Regions from separate parts of the Homo sapiens genome. Here region 1 is linked to region 2. The links are chromatin contacts, found by Hi-C or POLR2A ChIA-PET in ENCODE. All regions are on one chromosome and are shown on one strand. The core of a region is the stretch at or near the end of the contact, and the rest is flanking DNA. Distances in the headings are between cores, read along the strand shown.

The links. A loop is a pair of places that touch in the nucleus more often than their neighbours do. ChIA-PET counts read pairs that join two places held with the same protein, here RNA polymerase II (POLR2A). Pooled maps may share reads with other maps.
Region 1: a loop to region 2 is called in a pooled map of heart left ventricle, with 5 times the contacts of the local background. The contact joins two enhancer-like sites. A Hi-C loop is called at or near these places in 1 of 168 maps with a recorded cell type or tissue (posterior vena cava) and 3 of 50 pooled maps. POLR2A ChIA-PET finds 5 or more read pairs at or near these places in 5 of 52 experiments (GM12878, OCI-LY7, activated T-cell and 2 more).

The regions. Positions count from the first base shown.
Region 1 is chr1:24,435,792-24,440,605 of GRCh38, reverse strand. NIPAL3 (NIPA like domain containing 3) reads right to left here. Exons shown (of 12, transcript NM_020448.5): 3 at 366-434. Among named protein-coding and RNA genes, the nearest start is that of NIPAL3, 22 kb to the right of the region's middle. Within about 2 kb of position 2,443, at least 8 of the 41 ENCODE cell types and tissues checked have a DNase peak (open chromatin) inside an H3K27ac peak, as active enhancers do.
Region 2 is chr1:24,390,846-24,395,033 of GRCh38, reverse strand. STPG1 (sperm tail PG-rich repeat containing 1) reads left to right here. Exons shown (of 9, transcript NM_001199013.2): 3 at 3,355-3,473. Among named protein-coding and RNA genes, the nearest start is that of STPG1, 21 kb to the left of the region's middle. RefSeq lists an enhancer at 2,727-2,976. Within about 2 kb of position 2,938, at least 32 of the 41 ENCODE cell types and tissues checked have a DNase peak (open chromatin) inside an H3K27ac peak, as active enhancers do.

The sequences.
Region 1 (4,814 bases), core at 1,194-3,693, 46 kb before region 2:
TCCCTGAGGCTTTTAAGTAATGAACAGTGCTGTAATTAGAGTTGAATTTGACAAAACTATGGTAATTCCAGCAGCTTTGCAGCAAGGCAAAGAGGGATGAGACCAGAGCCAGAGAAGCTAGCAGGAGGTCACTGCAAAGCCCAAGGAGAGACAGTGAGGACCTGGCTAGGAGGGCGAGGGCGGGATGGAGTGGGGCCACTGAATCAAGAGAAATCCTGGAACGGCCCACAAGGTATTGTCCCAGGTGCAGCCCAGGGATGCAGTAGGCAAGGCCCTGCAGAGAGGAGGCAGCTGGACCTGGATAAGACACCCTGACTTGTCTGCTGTGTCTCTGTCCCCAGACAGTGCTGGTAACTGAAACTTACCTGGAGGTTAAGTGCAATGCTGACCACGAGGTGCCCGAAGATCGCCAAGAGGGCGCCAATCAGGTTTTCCTGTAAGGAAAGTTCACAGGAGTGGACATGATTTGGGCACAAGCCAGGGGGCCCCAGGACACTTCTGACACTCAACCATTTGCTGCCCCAAAACAAAACCAGAAAAACAATATCAGTGACAAAGCCACACTCCAGACCCACAACTGGAATGTTACTACTGAAGGTTAATCTGGCTGCTTTGCTGGTTTACAAAATGCTGCCCTGAATTGGATACTTTGGTGGCCCGATCACACTGACCTGACAAGGTCTAAACCTGCTGTGCTATTCCCTTTAAAGTATTAACTTGCCACCATCTTGTGCAGAAAAGCAACATTCCAAAATCAGAATTTACAAGAGAAATATAGGCCAGAGAATACTTTTTGCTATCTTGTCAATAGTGTCTTCAATTTCCCAGAGGGTTTCAATGAAACTCTTTTAACTGGCTCACTTGCTTAGGGCATTGTCAATTACTCAATTTATAAAAAGTTAATTTACATCACCTATGAGTTAGGTTCAGACTACCTGGCACGGAATTTTGTACTTTCTAAAATGATTACCAAACATATATTCATTGTAGACTAAATAGGAAATATATATAGATAAAAATAATAATATCTTAGACAAGGTAGCATGAGAAAAAAATGAAAAAAATAACAATAACAACACCACCATAATAGAAAAGTCACTTTTAATTCTATAACCCAGAGATAATGACTATAAACATTTTGGTTCTTATTCCTGCAAACATTTTTCTGTCCATAAATTTACATATCAATGGAAATGTTAATTTACTTTATAAAAATAAGATTACCATCTGTTTTATAATCTGTTTTTTTACTTAACATATTGTGAGCACATTTCCCTGTCAGGCATACCTAATTTGTCATTTTTATTAAATGTCAAATAACTCATTATTTTTGGATGTGCCATATTTTATATCATTGCTTTGCTATTACTGGATATTTAGGCTGTTTCCTTTATTATTAATTTTTCATTTAACTTTATTTTAGAGTCGGGGTAAATGGGCAGGTGTGTTACATGGGTAAATTGTGTAATGCTGAGGTTTGGGTTTCTAGTGAACCCATCACCCAAATAAGTGAACACAGTACCCAATCGGTAATTTTTCAACTCTCACCCCCACCCCTCCCCGTTTTGGAGTCCCCCGTGTCTATTATGTTTCCTTTTAAAAAAACAATGCTGTGATTGAATAGCCTAGTGCACACATTTTTGTGCGTTTGTATGGATTAGTCCCTTGGGACAAATTCTTGTAAGTGGAATTGCTGGGTCAAAGTGTACTAGCATTTAAACCACACTATAGCAAGTCCCCAACACACCCTCCATCCATATTCCACCACTGAACACCAAGGAATGCTCTATGCTGGCCAATGCTGCAACCTCCTTCCCAGCATGTTCTCTTCCCAACCCCGCCTGGTTCCCCTCCCTGGTGAAATCCTGCCCATTCTTTAAGGCGGGGGACAGGCCCTAGGGAATCGGCAGTTAACAAGACAAACAGTCCTCACTGTCATATGTTCAGTCCATCTGGAAAGACAGATAATTAGCAAGCTGCCCCGCAGTGGCCAGAGCTGGCCGAGGCTTCCCCCTCAGGACACAGTCAGCAGTAACAGTGAAGTCAACCCTCCCCCCTGCCCTCTCCTAGATCGCGGGGCTTAGAGAGCTGAGGGCAGGTCTTCCCTGAGAAGGGGCAGTTGGCCAGGGACGGGAGAGGGCAGGAGGACCGAGAGGGAGGCCCACCAACTGAAATCACTATGGATAGCTGTCCTTAACTTCTCTCCCAACAAGGCTCAGCGCTGCCACAGAAGGGAAAGATGTGGAGCCAGGGGACCCCAGTCTAGTCCCAGCTCTGCCACAACCTCACCACACCTGAGATGTGTCCCCCACCTGGAAAAGGTCAGAGCTGGGAACTGATTCTGACTCACCCGATGAGCAGCAAGACAGAATAAAGCCACCTGCAGGCAGAACACGTCCTTCCTGTGGGATGACAGGATCTCAGAGCTAAAAGGCTCGCTGGAGACCTGCCCAGCCAGGGTTTCCCCAGCTGAGTTCCCAGAGATGCTAATGGGGTGCCAAGGCAAGAAAAGCACCATGTAGTTAAAGGCAATGCATCCTCTACCCACTGCTGGGAGGCCCCCAGAGCATGTTAGAGGCTCTCAGGGGAGTTTCTCCTTGTCTAACTCAGGTTCTCAAACTCATTTGGCTCTAGAACTCTTAACCTGGAATCCAGCCATCAGCATCTGGAGTAAACATCTATGACTCTCACTTGACTAACATTTTAATCCTTTCCTTTTCTTCTGATAAACGACACCCTGATTTTGCTGGGGAGGACTCTCCTCCGCCCCCTCCCCATTGGACACGGTCTTATTGGAACTGTCATTCCCAGTGCTCCATCCTCCCTAGACATCACGGCCCAAGTGTGACCCAAGCCAGGCAGCCCAGAATCTCTTTCTCTGGGATCCAGATCTTGGACTGAGAAACACAAAGGCTGAAGAAAGGTTGACTCCCTTCAGCCCAAGGTGAGGCCTGAGCAAATCATTAGTTGTCGCTCCTCAGGACCCTGGGGCCATCCTGGTTCCAGACCTCCTGGTTCCAGACCTTCCTGAAGCCAGGAACAGCCCAATTTTGCTTAAGAACTTGCTTCTGTTACTTGCAACTAAAAAGCTCAACAGAATCAGCACTTTGTGGAAAGCATTTTGGGACATGTTTATTATTAGCCCAACTTCTCATAAACATGAGCGAGGTTTTTTCTTCCCCCTTAGAGCCATGGCTTTGGTGGACAAAAAAGGCAATCTGCTTTTATTTTGTAAAAAGAAATATGTTATTCAAATTTAGTTTTTTGAAATAAAACCTTACCACAGAACTAATTATTATACATCTAACAAATTGTATTTACAAATATAATGAATCTTAGTTTCAATATTTTTTTGAGATGGAGTCTCACTCTGTCGCCCAGGCTGGAGTGCAGTGGCGCAATCTCGGCTCACTGCAAACTCCACCTCCCGGGTTCACGCCATTCTCCTGCCTCAGCCTCCCAAGTAGCTGGGACTACAGGCGCCCGCCACCTCGCCCGGCTATTATTTTGTATTTTTAGTAGAGAGGTGGGTTTCACCGTGTTATCCAGGATGGTCTCAATCTCCTGACCTCATGATCCGACCGCTTCGGCCTCCCAAAGTGCTGGGATTACAGGCGTGAGCCACCACGCCCAGCCAGTTTCAATATTTTAATGCTCCTTGCATACAAAAAATTATTTTATAACTTTCCATTTAAAAAGTCAATTATAGAACATCTGCTTCTGGGAAGATGGAGTAGATGTACTTTTCCCTATTCTTCCTGCTATGTACAACTAAAACCCTGGTCATCACATATAAGGCAAACAAAAGGCTGGGCGCGGTGGCTCACGCCTGTAATCCCAGCAGTTTGGGAGGCCAAGGCGGGTGAATCACCTGAGGTCAGGAGTTCGAGACCAGTCTGGCCAACACGGTGAAACTCCATCTCTACCAAAAAAAATAAACAACCCAAAAATTATCTGGGCGTGGTGGTGGGCGCCTATAATCCCAGCTACTCAGGAGGCCGAGGCAGGAGAATCACTTGAACCCAGGAGGCAGAGGTTGCAGAGAGCCGAGATTGCACCATTGTACTCCAGCCTGGGTGACAAGAGTGAAACTCCGTCTCAAAAAAAAAAAAAGACAAACATAAGACAATTCTGAATGCAGAGAGAAGAAGGCAGACAAGCTAGAAAAGTTGGGACCCCAGGAATGGCATATTGGTGAGCTTCTTGGGTATTCTGTATTCTTTTTGCCTCATACATCCCAAACTTGTAGGCGAAGAAGCCAGCACTCTGGAAATACCAACAGGGGTGGAGCAGGGTAAAAAAAAAACAAAAGCCCCAAGAAAAGCCTCCTCTCACTACCAAAGGACAAGCTGATGGGAAGCTTGGCAAGAAAAACACTTTTAGACAATAACCTCACTATTCTAAACACCACAGAGAACAAGGCATCTGTACATCTGAATGTTTGTGCCCGCTGCCCCCTAAGTTTATATGTTGAAGTCCTAACCCCTAAGGGAATGGTATTAGGAGGTGGTGCCTTTGGGAAGTGACTAGGTCATGCCGGTGGAGCCCTCATGAATGGAATTAGTGTTCTTATAAAAGAGGCCCAAGAGAGGCTGCTCGCCCCTTCCATCACGTGAGGACAGAGAGAGGAAGTGCCGTCTGAGGTGGCGCGCCCTCACCAGACACCCAATCTGCTGGGGCCTTGATCTTGGACTTCCCAGCTTTCAGAACTGTGAGAAATACATTTCTGTTTTTATAAGCTACTCAGTTTATGGTATTTTGTTACAGCAGCCCAAATGAACTAAGTCAGCCCCTCAACTCCCCTGTTGGGACTA
Region 2 (4,188 bases), core at 1,689-4,188:
GATTATGGTTGGCCTACGGTGTCATTTTCTTCATGTTTCTTGTATTTGATGTTAAGTGACTTTCTTGAATCTGTGAGTCAATAGTTTTTTTAATCAAATTTGGAAAAATTTCAACCATTTTTTCTTGAACTATTTTTTTCTATTTCTTCTCTCCTCATATTTCTTTTTTTGAGAGCCTGATTACATATATATTAGGCTCCTCAAAGTTTCCACACAGCTCACTAATCCTTTTTCTTGTCCTTTTTCTGTTTTATTTTGTATAGTTTTATTTCTAGGTCTTCAAGTTTACTAATCTTTTTTTCCTCTAATGTCTAATTTGCTATTCATCTCATCTAGTGTATTTTTAATCTCAGACATTTAGTTTTCACATCTGGTAGTTCGATTTGGATCTTGTCATTATATCTTCCATATCTACTTAATATGTTCAGTCTTTTCTCTGGCTTCTTGAACATATGAAATACAGTTAGTGCAGCAGTTATAATGTTCTTCTCCACTAATTCTATCATCTGTATCATTTCTGAGTTGGTTTTGATCATTTATTTTCTCCCCACTTTGAAGTATATTTTTCCTTCTTCCTCCTATTAATTTTTTATCAATGCCAGGTATTTTGAATTTTACCTCTTAGGTGCTATTTTTGTAGTCCCATAAATATTCTTGTGCTTTGTTCTGAGATGCAGTTAAATTATTTGGAGACAGTTTGATCTTTTCAGGTCCTGCTTTAAAGCTTTGTTAGCTGGAACCAGAGCAGTATTTAGTCTAGGGGTAATTTTGCCCCATTTCTGAGGCGAAACCCTCCTGCATACTCTATGTTCCATGAATTATGAGGTTTTCCCGCTGTGACTCATGAAAACAGGAGCTATTCCCGGCCCTGTGGAAGCCTCAGGGATTGCTCACTTGAATTCTGCCAGGCGGTTCCTTCTCCAGCCCTGGGTAGTTTTCTCATGCCATGTGTTGGTCAATACCCAGGAACTTACTCAGGGGACCCCGTTGCAGAGCTCCATAGCTCTCCATCTGGGTAGCTCTCTCTTCTCTGGTACTCTGCTCTGTGAACTTAGCTGTCTTGGTCTTTCTGGACTCCCAGATCTATTTCCTCAACTCAGGAAGACCACGGGGCTCCATCTGGATCCCTTCTTCCTGTGCTGTGGTCTTGAGATTTTCTCCTGGCAGAAAGCTGGGGACCATCTTATTGCCAACCTCATTTACTTTGCTTCTCTCAGGGATCCCTGTCCTTTGTTGCCTGATGTCCAGTATCTTGATTGCTTTATATATCTTGCCCATTTTTAACTTTTTTTTTCCAGCTGGGAGGGCAAATCTAGTCCTGTTTTGGTAAGAAATAGGAGTTCAGTCATCCAGAGTGTTTTTCAAAAATTCTACTTTTTAAATTGTTTCATCAAGAGGGCTGCTCTGACACATGCATTTCTGTTATAGCCAGAAGCCTTGGATCTCCTTTCCAGTCAGGCAGAAACCTCTCCTTTCCCCAGGAGAATGTCCTTCCTTTAACCTTTTTTAAATAACTCTCTTTTTACTGCCTCCTCTGCACACTCTCTTAGCTGTTCTATAGGCTTAGGCTTTTAGAAACAAAAGCCAGGAAGTCTTGCAGCTGCTTCTGCCTTTTGATTTGCTGTATAGCTCTCTTAAAGCAAACAAACCAAAAACATAGCCATTCATCTACTTAAATGGGGAGGGGAGGAGAAGAATACATTTACTGTATATTGGTATCCCCAAATATTTTCTACTTAAACACGTATTCAGCTCCTTTTACTTGCTTCATCCTCCACCCAGGCAGATTAGGCTTCAGTGTCCCTCTCCCCATCGTGTTTATTGAGCACTTACTAGAGGCCAGCTCAGGAAGAGGAAGCACAGCTCAGAGCTCAAGAGCCTGGACTCATTAGGCAAATCATGTTCACACCCTACCTGTTCCGCTTAAGTGCTGGGTGATTCGGATGAGTAACTTAATCCCTCTAAGCCTCAGTTTCCTCAACTGTGAAGCTGGTTCATGATTGTACCCCTTGAGGGGTCCCTGTTGTCTTCAGGCTTCCTGCTCTGAAAAGGAGTATTGTTTTTTAAAAAAATTCAGAGATGAAGAAATGAGCCTTACTGATAGTTTCCATACAAACCACCCTCTGTCATGGCTAACACATACTTTCTTCTTTCCTTCTCTTGACTGTTTTTTTTCCCCCATTTCTGCGCGTATTTCCTCTCTGAAGGTTAGGATTCTGATGTTAAAATAATTTGGCTTACTGTTGTGAACAGCCTACAGAGTCAGGATGCACCCCCCCACCCAAAATTTGGTTTGGATGTCAAGACTTACGGTGCCACACACACGCTCATGAAGAGTGTAGGAAAAGGCTTATCACCCACATAGTGAGGCCTTCTGAGGACAGCAGCACAGCCTTCCTAACCTGATCCAATAATGGCTTGAGAGAGCAGGGAAAGGAGCCTGGCTTGGGGGTTTTCTTATGGTTGGAAAGCGAGGCTGGACTGAGGGCAGGGGTCTGCGTGGTTTGAACTTCCAGCTGGTGCCACAGGAGGGAGCTCTGGGCTTTCTCATCCGCTTGCCCAGTGGTAGGGCAGAAGGGAATGAGGGAGTGGTGAAGCTGAAGAGCTATCAGCCATCAAACATCAAAAAACTGGAGTCAGAGTCCATTACACTTACAGGTTAGAGTCTATAATCAACCTGCTATGCAGACAGATGCTGCCAAGTTCTAGCAGTTGTGGAAGTCTCAGCAGGAGGGGAGTTTATACATCAGACATGCATGTATACATCGCAGCCTAGACAAAGGAACTTTTAACTTCAGTTTCTATAGATGATCCCTTTCTGCTTTTTAACCCCATGTCTGCTCAAAACAGAAACGAAAACTTACACCTGTCTTGCACAGTGCCCTGAAAAGTGAGAGCCAGCCCCAGGCTGGGATTTCCCTAACCTCTTTGGATTTTAACGGCCTAATGCTGGTGTCTGAATCTAGGCCAAGGAGCAGTGAGGACGCTTCCTCTGTCCTGACCGCGCCTCGTCCAGGCTGCTCCCAGAATAGTTTTGCTGTCTCCTTCCTGCCTGGCAAGAATGTCTTTACTATCATCTCCTTCCTTTTCTCCGGGACAGCCTGTTTAAGGTACTTTATGTGACCACATCTCACTAATTTAAGAGCTGGAGGGGGGAAGTCCGATAAATTGCCGAGAGGGAAAGAAAGTGGGGAATTTTTTTTTTAATCCGGTTTCGTGTCTGTTTCCTGTCAAAAGGCAAGTTTCTCTTCTCTACCATTTAAAATAAAACTTTAATATACACCTTTGTGTTTTCCACATTTGTCAATCATTGTTTTGTATTCATTTTGATTTTACTCCATTTTTGTTGTTTAGGTTTTACTGCTGCATATCCAACACAATCCTCCATTCCTTTTAAATCTCAAGCTTCAGTAATCCCAGAATCAGAAAAAAAAGGATTCAATAGTCAAGCCAAGAGATTTCCTCATAAGAAGGTAATGACGTTGTCTCAGGGGTTCTTTCGTTTTAGTCTGGATTTTAGCCTTGCGGGACAGGCACGTTCTGTCTGGCTGCTGTGTCTTTCTGTGGACAGTGGAGGGCAGTGTGCTCCCAGGAGCCGCGGCACCAGCTCCACTGAGGGGCACCGACTGGACTAACTGTAAGAACGAGCCTGAAAAATGGGACATCCAGGGAAAAACAACTGTGTCTGGATTTATGGCGCCAAAAATATTGAACTGGACCAAAACTATTTTAAGAAAACAATATATTTTAAAAATCATCATAAAGCTAAAAAATTGCAAAAATTCCCAAGTGTTATCAATTAAGTAAAAGATTAAAAAAAAATCTTCCCCATCCTTGTGAGAGGAAATCACATGACTTCAAATAACACAAGAGGAAAAGAAGAGTCGAATACATCTAGAATTACCTTTGGAGGGCCGGGCACGGTGGCTTATGCCTGTAATCCCAGCACTTTGGGAAGCTGAGGTGGGAGAATTAATTGCTTGAGCCAGGAGTTTCAGATCAGCCCAGGCAACATAGCAAAACCCAATCTCTACAAGAAAAGAAAAGAAAAGAAAAAAGTACAAAAATTAGCTTGGCATAGTGGTGTGTGCCTGTAGACCCAGCTACTCAAGAGGCTGAGGAAGGAGGATCACCTGAACCGAGGAGGTCGAGGCTGCATTGAACCAAGATAGCGCAACTGTACCCTAG